Linked DNA regions of Homo sapiens: region 2 is linked to region 1. Evidence: chromatin contacts called from ENCODE Hi-C or POLR2A ChIA-PET data. All regions are on one chromosome and are shown on one strand. The core of a region is the stretch at or near the end of the contact, and the rest is flanking DNA. Distances in the headings are between cores, read along the strand shown. Region 1 has its middle 270 kb from the start of LINC02914. Region 2 holds the start of LOC105370656 (a long non-coding RNA gene).

What was found. A loop is a pair of places that touch in the nucleus more often than their neighbours do. ChIA-PET counts read pairs that join two places held with the same protein, here RNA polymerase II (POLR2A). Pooled maps may share reads with other maps.
Region 2: a loop to region 1 is called in a map of CD8-positive, alpha-beta T cell, with 2.0 times the contacts of the local background. The contact joins two enhancer-like sites. A Hi-C loop is called at or near these places in 3 of 168 maps with a recorded cell type or tissue (CD4-positive, alpha-beta T cell, CD8-positive, alpha-beta T cell and naive thymus-derived CD4-positive, alpha-beta T cell) and 2 of 50 pooled maps. POLR2A ChIA-PET finds 5 or more read pairs at or near these places in 1 of 52 experiments (CD4-positive, alpha-beta T cell).

The regions. Positions count from the first base shown.
Region 1 is chr14:98,440,287-98,446,780 of GRCh38, reverse strand. No RefSeq gene overlaps it. Among named protein-coding and RNA genes, the nearest start is that of LINC02914, 270 kb to the left of the region's middle. RefSeq lists an enhancer at 617-1,118. Within about 2 kb of position 2,545, at least 2 of the 41 ENCODE cell types and tissues checked have a DNase peak (open chromatin) inside an H3K27ac peak, as active enhancers do; they include CD4-positive, alpha-beta T cell and CD8-positive, alpha-beta T cell, where a contact is called at or near this core.
Region 2 is chr14:98,207,764-98,214,049 of GRCh38, reverse strand. LOC105370656 (a long non-coding RNA gene) reads right to left here and starts at 59. Exons shown (of 3, transcript XR_944195.3): 1 at 1-59. Within about 2 kb of position 3,634, at least 3 of the 41 ENCODE cell types and tissues checked have a DNase peak (open chromatin) inside an H3K27ac peak, as active enhancers do; they include CD4-positive, alpha-beta T cell and CD8-positive, alpha-beta T cell, where a contact is called at or near this core.

The sequences.
Region 1 (6,494 bases), core at 1,296-3,795:
TTGGTCCTGCTTCCCACTGTTATAATAGGTAGATTGGCAGATAAGAGCAGGACAAGAAAGGGCCCCGAAGAAGATCAGATGATTCCCAGATGACTGTCTTGTGATTGTCAGGTGGGCTCCTCAGGCATTATAAGGTAAGTGGTCACAACTGGGGGAAAAATTCCTGAGAAACAGGAAACATCTTGAGCTTGTGGGCAACAACTACCCAATAAGATCCTAGAAACTGAATCTTATTGGGAACCTTCATAATAAGGGTACCTTCATAACAAGGTACAGCAGACTGGGGGGTTTACACAATGGAAATTGATTTTCTTGTAGCTCCAAAGTCTAAATGTTCAAGATTAAGGTGTCAGCAAGGTTGATTTTTTTCTGAGGTCTCTCTCCTTGGGTGGTAGATGGCTGTGTTTTTGTCTGTGTCTTCACATGGTTTTCAAGTCTTCATGTCCTCACATGTCTTCAAGTGAGGTTGACCTAGGGCCCACTCTGAGGACCTCATTCTAACCTAATTACATCTTTAAGGCCCTATCTACAAATACAGGCACACTCTAAGGTCATCTTCTTCAACATATGAATTGAGAGGCAGGGGCACAATTCAGCTTATAACAGGTGTCATTACTCCCATTTTACTAATGAGGAAACTGAGGTAGCGTATTTTGCCTAAAGTCACACAGTGAGCTGGGATTGGAAACTGGATCTGTCTGAGACCAAAACCCACACCCCACCCTCCAAGCTGTATCGCTCATCCTGAATAAGGCAAAGTCAGGGCAGCCAACCCAACTTGAATCTTTAAAGGGAAAGCTGAGATGGGCCCCAGAGGACAGGAGATAAAGGGAATTGAATGCTGATTGCTGGCAGGGGTGTGGGAGGAGCTGCAGGACAGGCATTATGCAAGCAGAGATGGGAACATGGCTGTGGATTCCGTGTACCTTCTCAGACCAGCTGGTGCATGGTGCACTGATTTAGAGCTCCTTAAACATCCTAGGTGGAGACAGATCTAAAAGAAAGCTGCTCTTCTTGTGTTCCTGTGAGAGAAAGCTGCTTGCTAGCTGGAAAGACAGGGGATACTGTGGAGGGAGAGTGAGAAGAAGCCCAGTTCCTTCCCACATTACAGACCCTACGCTAATACAACAATAGGAGGTCGACCCATTGCTAATTGTTCTGGGAGGAGAAAGAGTGAGCATCACACGAATGTACAGGCACACAAGAGATGTAATAAACACAGTCTAACATATCACCAGCTCCCATACAGGGCTGATTTGCAATTGTAAATCCATTGGTAGCGTGCATGAATGCTAAGAACGTCGGAGTGCCGGGCTGTGAATTTGCCAAGGAAACTGGCGTGCTTTTCTACAAGAGAAGAAGTATATACCCTGTGGAAAATTATTTTTTTTCCTGTGCAATTAGGTCTGTCTCTCCATTTAAATCATTTTTAATAATCTCCTGATCAGTGCTGTATTTTTAACTGTGAATAATATAACTCTACATTTACACTAAACATAAACCATTGAACAAAAAGTATTTTATAAACTGGAACTTACCTTCCCTTAAATAATGGCTCCAAATAAGTGATTTCATGCAAGCAAGACAATCCAATTAAGCTGCTATCTTTGGAGCCGTAGGACTACATTGTTTAGCCCCACAGAGCAGGGATGGCCATACTACATCCATCGGGCCAAGTCCAGCCCATTGTTTTTGTAAATAAAGTTTTATTGGAACAGAACTACATCCATTTGGTTGGGTACTGTCTACAGCTACTTTTGCGTTACAACAGTAGAACTGAGTAGTTGCAGCAGCTATAGTATGGCTGGCAGAGCCTTGTATTTCTAGCTAGCCCTGTACAGAGAAAGTTTGCCCATCCCTGCCTTAGAGCCTTATGTCAGCAGGGTCCCTTCTCCATCCCAGGAAGCTCTTCCAGTGGAATCATACGAGGATGTGTCCAAGGCTCTCTTGAATCTGGTTCTGGTTCTAGTTGGCTCAGAACATCCAGTAACTAATAATGCTGTGACTACCATGGTTTGTTCCTGATGGTGTATTGGACTCAACTATCAACAGCAGTTCATAACTCAGAAGAGTCAGGGAAACCACTATAAAAAGACAAAATTGTAAAACGAGCACATATCCCTGTTGTTGGATGTTGGCACTGGTTCTAGGCCCACTTTGTGTTCAGACCCAGTCCTCGCTTGGGCCTCATTGAGCTCTCTCTCTGGGAGGGTTGACTTTTGCTGGTTCTTCTCCAGGTTTTACACTGGTCAGCTGCTTTCCACCTGAATGTGGCCATTGACAGCCCTGGGCAAGCAACCTGGCAGCAGGTGGAAGGGAGAAGCTAGACTACTTCTCTTCTTTCTCTCTGTCTCTTTGCCTTGGGTATATCTGTGGTAACAGCTTTATTTACTCTCAAGCAGGTTAAGCATTCGTCTAAGACTTTCTATCTAGGAAATGAAAGAGCCGAGACTCCAACTCTGCCATGGCTGTTTTTAAAGGCTCTGTTCTTTGCCACACCTGGTTGTTTTTCAGAGAGTGAGTGACCTCAGAATGCCACCCCCACTTCCTGCCCAGAGGTACCCAGCAAAGGTGAGGTGAAAAGAGCCCTTTAGTAAAATTACCATGGAGGGAGAGTAGAAAGCAAACTAGAGCAGCATGCAGGTTGGAGGCAAGGAGGCAAGTCAAGGTTCTCCAGAGGAACTTCTGGAACAAAGTTAGGACCATCAGTTGCACCCAGGCACATGTATTGTTCTATGCACTGTGCTTCCTTTAGCTTCTAGCTTCCTTGCCAAGATGACCTTCAAAGCATGGTTATCAATGAGGTGGGGCGGGGGGTGATGTCCCCGGGGGTGGGGAAGCAGTTTTGCCCCCAATCCTGAGGATATTTTGCAGTCTGGAGACATTTTTGGTTGTCACATTGGGTGGGTGCTGCTACTAGCACCTAATGGGTGGAGGTCGGGGATACTGCTAAACATCCTGTAATGCCCAGGACAGGCCCCACAGCAAAGGGTTCCATGCATTTGGGCCCCAAATGTCAATAGTGCTGAGGTTGAGCCACTTTCAGATTCAGAGTATTCACCTGACAGCATAAAGTAATTGTGGCCCGGCAAGGTTAATGAAATGAAGATTCCTGGAATAGTCCAGGAAAATATGTCCCCAGTGGAAGATATTCTTCCTCTATGGTTTACATTATGTGCCAGATCCCCTTCTCACACATATGTAAATTATTTGAATCCCTTCTTTTTCAGTAACTTCAAGTGGCTAACCACATTTCATTGTGAATTTCAATACCAGTTTACCTAGGAAAATGTATTCCAGATACATCAAAAGGAGCTGAATGAAAAATATCATGTGTATCCTTTTTATAAGTTTAAAGTCAGATTGTAATGTATTAGCAATAGATAGAATACTTTAGACTTTTCTTTTTTGGTCAAATCATGTTTGATTTGGTTAATCTCAGTTGAACAGGAATTTAACACCAGGTCTTTTAAGTGAAATCATTTCTATATTAATGAGATCCAGAGTGATTCAACTAAAAAAATGATTAAAAAACTAAAGTGTCCCCTTGCTGTTATTCAAATGAATGGAAGGAAAGAGGTGGTATTTTTGAAGCTCACTCTCTCTCTCTCTCTCCCTCTCCCTACCATCTTTTTCCCAGCCTAATTGACTTGGATCTGGCTCATCTTGAGTAGGTTATGTTTTCTTATTGTAACAGCCTTTCCCCAGCAAAATCATTCCCCTCACTAATGAGCTCCATCCTCCTATGATAGGGAGAGAGTTTTAAAAACACCCACTGTTCTCACTCTTTCATTTGAATAGCACCAAAGGGGCACCTTTTCCCATCATTTCTATCAGAGAGATAGGGTTGGATCTCATTAATAAAGAGATGATTTTACTCCAAAGAGCCCTCAGCATTGAGCCCTAACCTAGATTAGAACTTTGTTAAACACTGAGCCCCAGCCATTGAAAGGTCCTCCTGAGCTGTACCCACACCCAGTGTCACCAGAGCCGAGATTTCACCCATTGAAGGAATGGACAGCCAGGGTCAGGCTGTGCCCTCAGTTCCCAAACCTGCAGATCCTATGATGCTCTTTGCCTGACAGGTCTTTCACCTTTAATCAGCTGTATTTCACCTGTATTTCACAGTGGTCTTCTCAGACCTGACCCTTCAAACCCAGGGGCCTTCCACAAGCCATGCAGCTCGGACTGAGATGTAGGGGAAGGACTCCAGCAGAAGGGTTTCCCAGCCCTGTCTTCACTCCCACTCTCTGCTCCCTGTCACCATGCCTTGCCATCGTTCTTCTGGGTCTCAATTTCTATTCCTTCATAGCCCAGTTCACTCCCAAACTCCTGTCTCTGGCCTGCTAATTGCAGCAGACCCTCTGCCCCTGGGGTAATGAGAGGCAGGTTAGATGCATAGCCCAAGACACCAATGGCCCCAGAGAGCCGCTGACTTTGCATGAGTCCTCTCTTAGCCACCCTCATCTTTCAGGTGCCCTGAGAGCTTGGGAGAAAGCAGAGCCTGGTGGTTAGCATGTGGGCTCTACAGTATCCCAATTTGGGTCCAATCTTGCCATTCATGACCTTAGATACATGCCTTATATTGGAAAAGGTTATGTGTTTCTTGTGTTTCTGCACATCTTATGAATAAGGCACTGACTGCTCCTTGTTCAGGTCTATCTGTCTAAAGTTGTTTATAGGATAGTGTTTCCCTCTAGAGGAAAGAGCTAGCAGCCTTACTGTTAATTATAAAACATTTGGGTTTCCTAAGCTCAGAGATCCTCTCTTGTAATACGGGGAATTGCATATGAAGGTGTCACTTGGCTCTCTTTGTGTCATCCTGTGAGAATTGGAGCTTATGGGGAAGGTGCAAGAAATACTGATGCTCTGGCTACTTCTATAACTGTGATTAAAAAACTGTTCTGTATCTCTGACCCAGGAAGCTTGTGTCTTCCGCCAGCATCCATGAAACTGCGACAGGCTCACTTGTTAGCTGTTTCACAGTTCTTGACAACTTGCTTATTTTGAGCTTCAGCTTTCTATGTGTAAAATGGGAGAATAATAAGAATACTGCTATAAACTAAACATTTACATTTCTCTAAAATTTGTATGTTGAAATCCTAACCCCTAATGTGATGGCATTAGGAGGTGGAGGTCTTTGCAAGGGTGGAACCTTGAAAATGGGATTAGTGGCCTTATAAAAGAGACCCTAGAGAGCTCATTTGCCCCTTCTGCCATGTGAGAAAACAGGGAGAAGGTTCCATCTATGAAACAGAAAAGAAACATTCACTAGACAGTGAATCTGCCAGCACCTCGATCTTGGACTCTCCAGTCTCCAGAACTGTGGGAAATTGATGTGTGTTTTTATAAGCCACCCAGTTTATGGTATTCTGTTACAGCAGCCTGAACTGATGAAAACAAGTACCTCTCTTAGAAGGTAGTTGTAAAGATTTAATATGATAATCAATGTTAATGATGATAAACATTGGCAAATAGTAAGCATTAAATTAATGTTATCTAATTTTCATTATGTCACCTTTGCCTGTCACCTTATTATAGCAGAGAAGTCTGATCAGAGGATTTGAGAGATCACTGTGGTCAGAGGGAACCCTGATCTCAGCAAAATAACCTAGTTCTATTGTCAGATACAATGGTCATACAGATAGGAAACATTCCTCTTTGGATCACCAATTGGAAGGAGATTAGTGATCACTTTCCCCTCCTTTGAGTTTCCATCAGTAACTGCAGTGGACTGCGTCTTATTTTATTATAGTCCCTAGCTATGTGTAGGTACTTACTCATAAGATGGAACATATAAATATGAATTTAGTTCCCATCACCAGGAGGAAATACCATATTGGAACAATGTGCCCATTCCCTTGCATTTACAATCATATTTATCCTCTCTTAAAATCTCTCCCTAGCTCCTTATTGCTCTTGAGACAAAAATCTAAACACCTCCCTCTTTAGTGCACTCTCCCACTCCTGCACACCCATACTTTGTTATTCCGATGGGCCTCTAGACAGTCATACATTCTGTGTACTCTGCTTACAGTTCTCCATCCTCCTTTGCCCTCAGTCTTAGTCTGTTTTGTGCTGCTGTAAGAATATACCTGAGACTAGGTAATTTATAAAGAAAAGAAATGTATTTCAAACACTTCTAGAGGCTGGAAAGTCCAAGATCAAGTCACTTGCAGATTTGGTGTCTGGTGAAGGCTGCTCATATGGTTTGGCTCTGTGTCCCCACCCAAATCTCATCTTGAATTCTAATCCTCATGTGCCAAGGGGGGTACCTATAATCCTCACAAGTCAAGGGAGGGAAGTGATTGGATTATGGAGGCAGATTTCCCTCATGCTGTTCTCGTGATAGTGAGTAAGTTCTCATGAGATCTGATGGTTTTTATAAATGATAGTTTTTCCTGTGCTCTCATTCCCTCTCCTGCTGCCTTGTGAAGAAGTTACTTGCTTCTTTGCCTTCCACTATGATGGTAAGTTTCCTGAGGCCTCTCCAG
Region 2 (6,286 bases), core at 2,385-4,884, 230 kb after region 1:
TCAGAAACCAGAGGTCTTCTGAAGGAAGTGCTCTGCTGTGAGTCCTAATGCATCAGGATATCTTACAGGTTGTTGATTGCATTTTGTTTGCTGATTTTAAATCTGTGAAATCTTTGGTTATTCATCAGGTACTCCTAAGTAGCAGCTTTGATAGTGAAATCTTCCCAGGTGTAAACTGAAATTGACCCCAAATAATCAGAAGTTGGGAGTTTTCTGAGAAAACCGGTGGAATACATTCTCCTTTGCTCTATTTTTTAAATGCCCTGTGGTTTATTAATTAATAAGCTAATCCTCTTCTTCTGATACACTTTCATAGAAAGAAAATATTTAGATCACTTCAACGTCAAAACGAAAGCATAACTACCACTTTAAATGCTAGATAATACCTCATGGTGATCCCTTACGGTTGCTTCAACATATTATAGTTTATAAAGTGCTTTTAATACACTGTACATCACAACCATGTGACTTAATATTGTTTTATTGACTAATAAAATAACTTAAATAACATTAATAATATTTAATATTTAATCACATTAATAACATTTAACATTCCACACACATTAAAGTAATAAATGAGGAGGGTATGGCCATAAACCAGATACTGTGTAGGTGCTTCACATAATCTTACTCCATTCTTCACAGCAATGCTAAAAGGGTGACTTTAGTCACCATGCAAAATAAAATGAAGCCCAGAGAGATAAAGCAGTTGCTTGGATTAGGTCACACACCTTGTCAGTGACAGACAGAGCACAACCCCAGGTCCTCAGATGCCAATTGAAATAGTTTTTATGGTGCATAATATTAACCAGGTTTCAAACATATCATGTGTCATTTGCAAATTACATGAACCTCTCTTACAAGTGCTATCATTTGTAGAAACTTTCAATTGGTTGATCTGATGTCCGAGCACTTACTGGGTACAATGAGGATTTCCACCTTACAATGAAACCCAAGAAGGAAAAATTAAAAACAAAACAATCAGACAATCTGGAAAGTGAATTGAACATAAGCTCTCATTAGAGGAAGCAAAATCCTTTCTTTTTGGAGAAGGCATTTTGTACACCATCACATGGGAGAGGCAAGTGCAAATTTTGTACTGCAGGGGACCTGCGTGAACATATGGGCCCATTAATCATGAAATATTGATTGGGGATTGAAAGTATGAAACAGGTTCCATGACACATGGGTTTGTTTTGTTGGTCCGAAGTGTTAAGTAACACAGGAGCCATGTTAACATTCATCTCCTACTCTTCTTTTGTTAGCAGGTTAGTGCTCACCCAATTCACATATCCTCAGGTTTATGAATTATTAATCAAAAGAGCTAAAAAGTCAATCCAATCTGGTTAGATACAGTAATACTTGTGGCTTCCAAACTTTTAAATAATGAATGGTTTCATCACTTCCCCAGTGGATGTCAAGCAAGGAGAATGTCTGGAATCAAAATCCCACTGGGTAACGAAAGAAACATAGTGAAGGAAAGTAGTAATTTTTAATAATAGTAACTCCAACCTATTGTATCATCACTGCCACTCTCCAGAGAGATCATTTCAGAATGGGAAGGAGAGATGGCTTGAAAAAAGGGCTTTATGGGATCAAATATTCCCAGAAAAAGTGTTATAACATAAGGGAGTAGGTAGAGAATAAGAATACATCCACACCAATAAGTTGTAATGTTAAAAATGCATGCCTTTTAGTGTTCCTAATTCTTCAAAAGAAAAACACATCTTTAATTATTTCTTATGTTGGAGGAATTCTCTAATAAACTTCTCCTCATGTTCGGGAACTTGGAGAAGAAACATAGAATAAAAGGCAGAAATAAATGGTGTATTTAGATTGACCAAATTATTGTCAACAATAGGACTTAGTGCGGAAAGGGAGGTGTTCAGTAGGTAATAATAGAAAGAAAAGACCAACTCAGAAATAATTGGTTTTATGAGCATGGGAACGTGATAGAGAAATGGGGATGGTAATTAAGACCTAAGAGAAGAAGAAATAGTATTACGAAGTGTTGATGCATGACAAAGGATGAATTGGTGAAGCCATGCTGGAAATAAATAAAAAACTAACGGTTTCAGAACCCTCTACTGGGTTTCAGATAATTCTGTTGGGTCACTTTTGCCCTTAGGTGGGAGCACAAATGAAGATTAAACCAGGGTTGGCTGAGACTTGGATCATTTGCTGAATGTTTGGTGTTCAATTTATTCTGCCCATTCTAATTCACGCTAAACATTCTCATTCACTTAGAATATTTCATTTCACTCTGACATTCCCATTCACATTGAAACTTCCAAATCCCTCCAAAAGTTCCAAGTCACCAGTGTTAGAAATCACTGGCTATACTTAGGCTTCTATTATATGTATTCGACTAAGTGATTGTGTTGTCCTGGGGGAAGATATCTGTACAAGGAACATAGAAAACAGGAAGCAGAGTGTGCCCTTATTGTTAACTAGGCTTTTACCCCAAATCTCACTGAGGAGCTCGTTGGTGAAATGTGCTCAAACACGTGTAGGTTAATGACAAGTCCAAAGGCCTGTTATTTTTTTTTTCTTCCTCCAAAAACTATGGTTACCATATAAAACACAAGTCATCCAGTTACATTTGAATTTCAAATGAGCAAGATATTTTTGAGTACAAATGTGACCTAAATATTGTGTATGCATACTGAGAAAAAAATATTTGTTGGTCTTCTAAAATTCTAATTTAACTGGGCATCCTATATTTTTATTTGCAATCTTACTCTAAACCCAAACTCAGATCTGAAGGTATCACCATACTCCAAAGTTAATCCACACAGAAAAAATCTTAGTGACAGTGCCTCATATATAAATGAATTTGAGGTTTAACATATGTTCCCATTGCATCCTCTTCCTCCTTTTCTGTTATCCTCCCTTTTTTTCTTCCTTTCATTTTTTTTTTTTTTCTGAGCAGGTGTATCTGGAATTGCGCTACACATGAAGATTTACAAATGAATTAGACCCATCCCTTTTCTTGGAATAGCTCCTAGTCTTTTGGGAAAGAAAGGCATGCATCTATCCATTGTACAAAACAAAATGCTTTAATAGAATTTCTATCCATCCATCCATCCATCCATCCATCCATTCATCCATCCATCCATCCATCCTCCATCTGAACTCTGATTCATGGAAGAACAACTTACTGATTCTGCTCAAGGAGAAACCTTGGCACACTGTGACAATGTATCTTGAAAACAGACCTCCCATTTTTTTGGATGGTAAAACTGAGTCTTAGAGAAGTTACCCAACTGCAGAGTAGCCGGGTAAGTGGCAGATTCAGGTTATAAATCCCAATCCTTAGCCTCGATATGCAGGACAAAGCTCAACCTGCTCAGCCCCACTTTTCTTCTGCCGTTTTTTTGTCCCCTCTTTCTCACAGAACCTCTACTACCTCATGTGCCAAGGCTCACACGTCTCTCTTGGGTGACATCTGTGGTGGGCGCCGTGACTCCTGTCACCTGTGCGGGGGGCCCGGGCTGCCTCCTCCCCTCCCCCGCCTTCCTCGCCCTGGGCCTGACCGCAGGGGCTGAGTGTCTGGCCTCTGCACACCACTTTCTCAGCAGGGCACTTCCTCCCTGCACGCTGCTCCTGCAAGTTGTTTATCTCTCACAAGGATAGTAACAAAGATCGTATCGGTGAAACTCTGTCTGGGCACAGATGTCTGGCTCCCTGGCAGCTCTTCATCACCCTGCTGTGCCTCACCTTCCAGAAGTCTCCTTCCTCCTCCCCCTGGAGCCCCCTTCTTCCACACTGTGGATGATTAGTTGAAACACAGCAGGGCAGAGCAGGCAGCTGCACTGCTCCACTGAGAGTCTTGGAGCTGCCAGGAGCCAAGGCCCTTCCAGGCCTTCCAGCAACTGTTTAAACACTGGTTGCCCCTGGGCCAGGCATTAGAAGGGGACAGACAGGGAGGTCACAGGGACCCCAGATGGTAGTGAGGATAGCAGCTTGTTGAAGGATGGAAAGGAAAAGAGAGATGGGGCGGACCACGTGACTAATTTAAAATGCCCCAAGTTGGTGGTCTGGGTGCAGAGTCTTCAGATGTGCACTGTCCAGCAAGGCCTTCAGCAGTGATGGAAACATTCCCTTTCTGGGCTGTCCAAGATGGCAGCCACCTGCCCCAGGAGGCTATTGTGAACCTGAGGTATAGTGGGTATGACTGAGGAATGGGATTTTTAACTTTATTTATTTGAATTACTTTGAATGTAAGTAACCACATGTGGCTAGTAGCTAACAAATTAGAGAGCACAGTTTCACAATGTGCTGCCAGACGCCCATGTCGAAGGTGCAACCCTTCAGGCTGACGGACTAGCTCCTTTCTGACCTCTGCTAATATGAAGAGAAGTCCTTGGCTTCTTTGCTCTTGATTTATTAGTTCAGTTTCTCTATATTTAAAGTAAGATTAATAATTCTTGCCTCACCTTCTTAACAATGTGTCAGGAAAATCCAATAAAATAATGAAATAATTGATCATTTTAGCTCACAGCTTTAACATAAGCATCACCACCTTGGCAGGACGCTGCTGTGTGATCTTCCTGTACATTTCTCCCTGGCAATGCCCACAATGATTGTTTAAGATATTTGCACATGTGCAAAGCTCAAAACAAATGCAAGAAACATTCCAATACTTATGTATTGTTTTCTATTACTGAACGTGGAGAGTTGGCCTGGTGATGTGGGTGGAGTGCCCTGGGTGTCTGACCAACCTGAGTCTCAATCCCATATTTTCAGAAGACTACCAGCAGACAGGTCACTTAACCTCTTGGATATCCCACCCCCCATTGGTGAAAGCAAATCCTGATATTCATGGCATGGAAGCTGTCAGGAGAAATGAGAGGAGGTCCTGTCTTTGAGGCATCAAACGCAGTACCCAGGGTACCCACTAAAGGTCAGTGCCTGACCTTCCCATTGGAAAACAAGGGGATTGTGATGAAACATTTAGGACAAATGGTAGCCTTTGAATGCCTCGACGAAGGGCTACTGGGAACATTGCGAAGGCAAGTTCTGCAAATCTGAATGCAGCTCTTATTGGGTGCAAAAAGGACTTCTACTGTTTTCAAACCCCTGTCAAATGCCATGACATTTCTAGACTTAAGTCACTCATCTCCACTGGGTTTATTTACAAGTAGCAAAGCAAAGTTTCCGGCTTCTAAGGAAAGAGGCTTCTAAAATCATATTAAAAAGACCTCAAAAGGTTTCCTAGACATCAAACAGCCCTTAAAATAATATTTCGATGATTTGATTGTAAATAAATCAGGAACATGTGGATTAAATTTCAATCAAAATATGCATGACTTTTAAAATCAAGGGATCGGACAGAGGACTTGGCACAATGCACTTTGGGGCTTTATTGAACTCAGAGCATTTGAGAAATGCTTTGTGACATGGGACAGGGCTCAGATGGGTGCACCAGCCCCTGCTTCTTCATATACACCAAAGGAAATTGTAGCTGGGAAGGGAGTTTCCAGCTTTCAGGAGATCTGATTTGGAATGGCCTTGATGTCCTCTTACCCAGGGGCAGCCCCAAAGCACATGAGCCTCACACATTTTCTGAAAGCTGAAAGGGGAGCACCAAAGTCCACCTTGATGGCAAAGCAAGCAAGAGAAGTGAAACTTTGGGGGTAATTTTGTTTCTTCAAGTCCACAAAGAGGACAAGGCTGTCTGTCTAGTCACTGGGTGGTGACACTGAATTCACCTTCCAGCTGCTGCTGAAAGCAGACCTGCAGGGCTAAGGGACCCATGGACATGGGTCCAGGATGACCAATAAGTCTCTTCACACACATGTGCAGATACACAGGGACACACTCTCACACACACACAGATGCATAAGTGCATACACACAGGCAAACGTGAGCAAAGGAGGAAGTAGATTTGGGAGACTGTCTACATGCTGCTGGACCCAATCCACTCTCTTCTTCCTTTTGATCATGGACCCTTTCCTCCCATTCTCTAAATGAATTCAAGCCAGCAAGTTACAGTAGAAATGAGGGATCTTTCCTCTTCTCTCCTCCCCTCCCCCTCTCTCCCTTCTTTCCCTTCCCTCCCTCCATCCCTCTCTCTCTTTCCCTTTCTCCCCTCTGCCCCTCTTCTCTCTCTTCCCTTCTTTCCCTTCCCTCCCTCCGTCCCTCTCTCTCTTTCCCTTTCTCCCCTCTGCCCCTCCCTCTCTCCTTTCTTTGCTTTATGCACTCCATTGCTTCTTATGAGCCTTTCTCCTATGCAAACCCAGGCTTTATAATGCATCCTGTTCAAATCAATCCCAAATGTCCT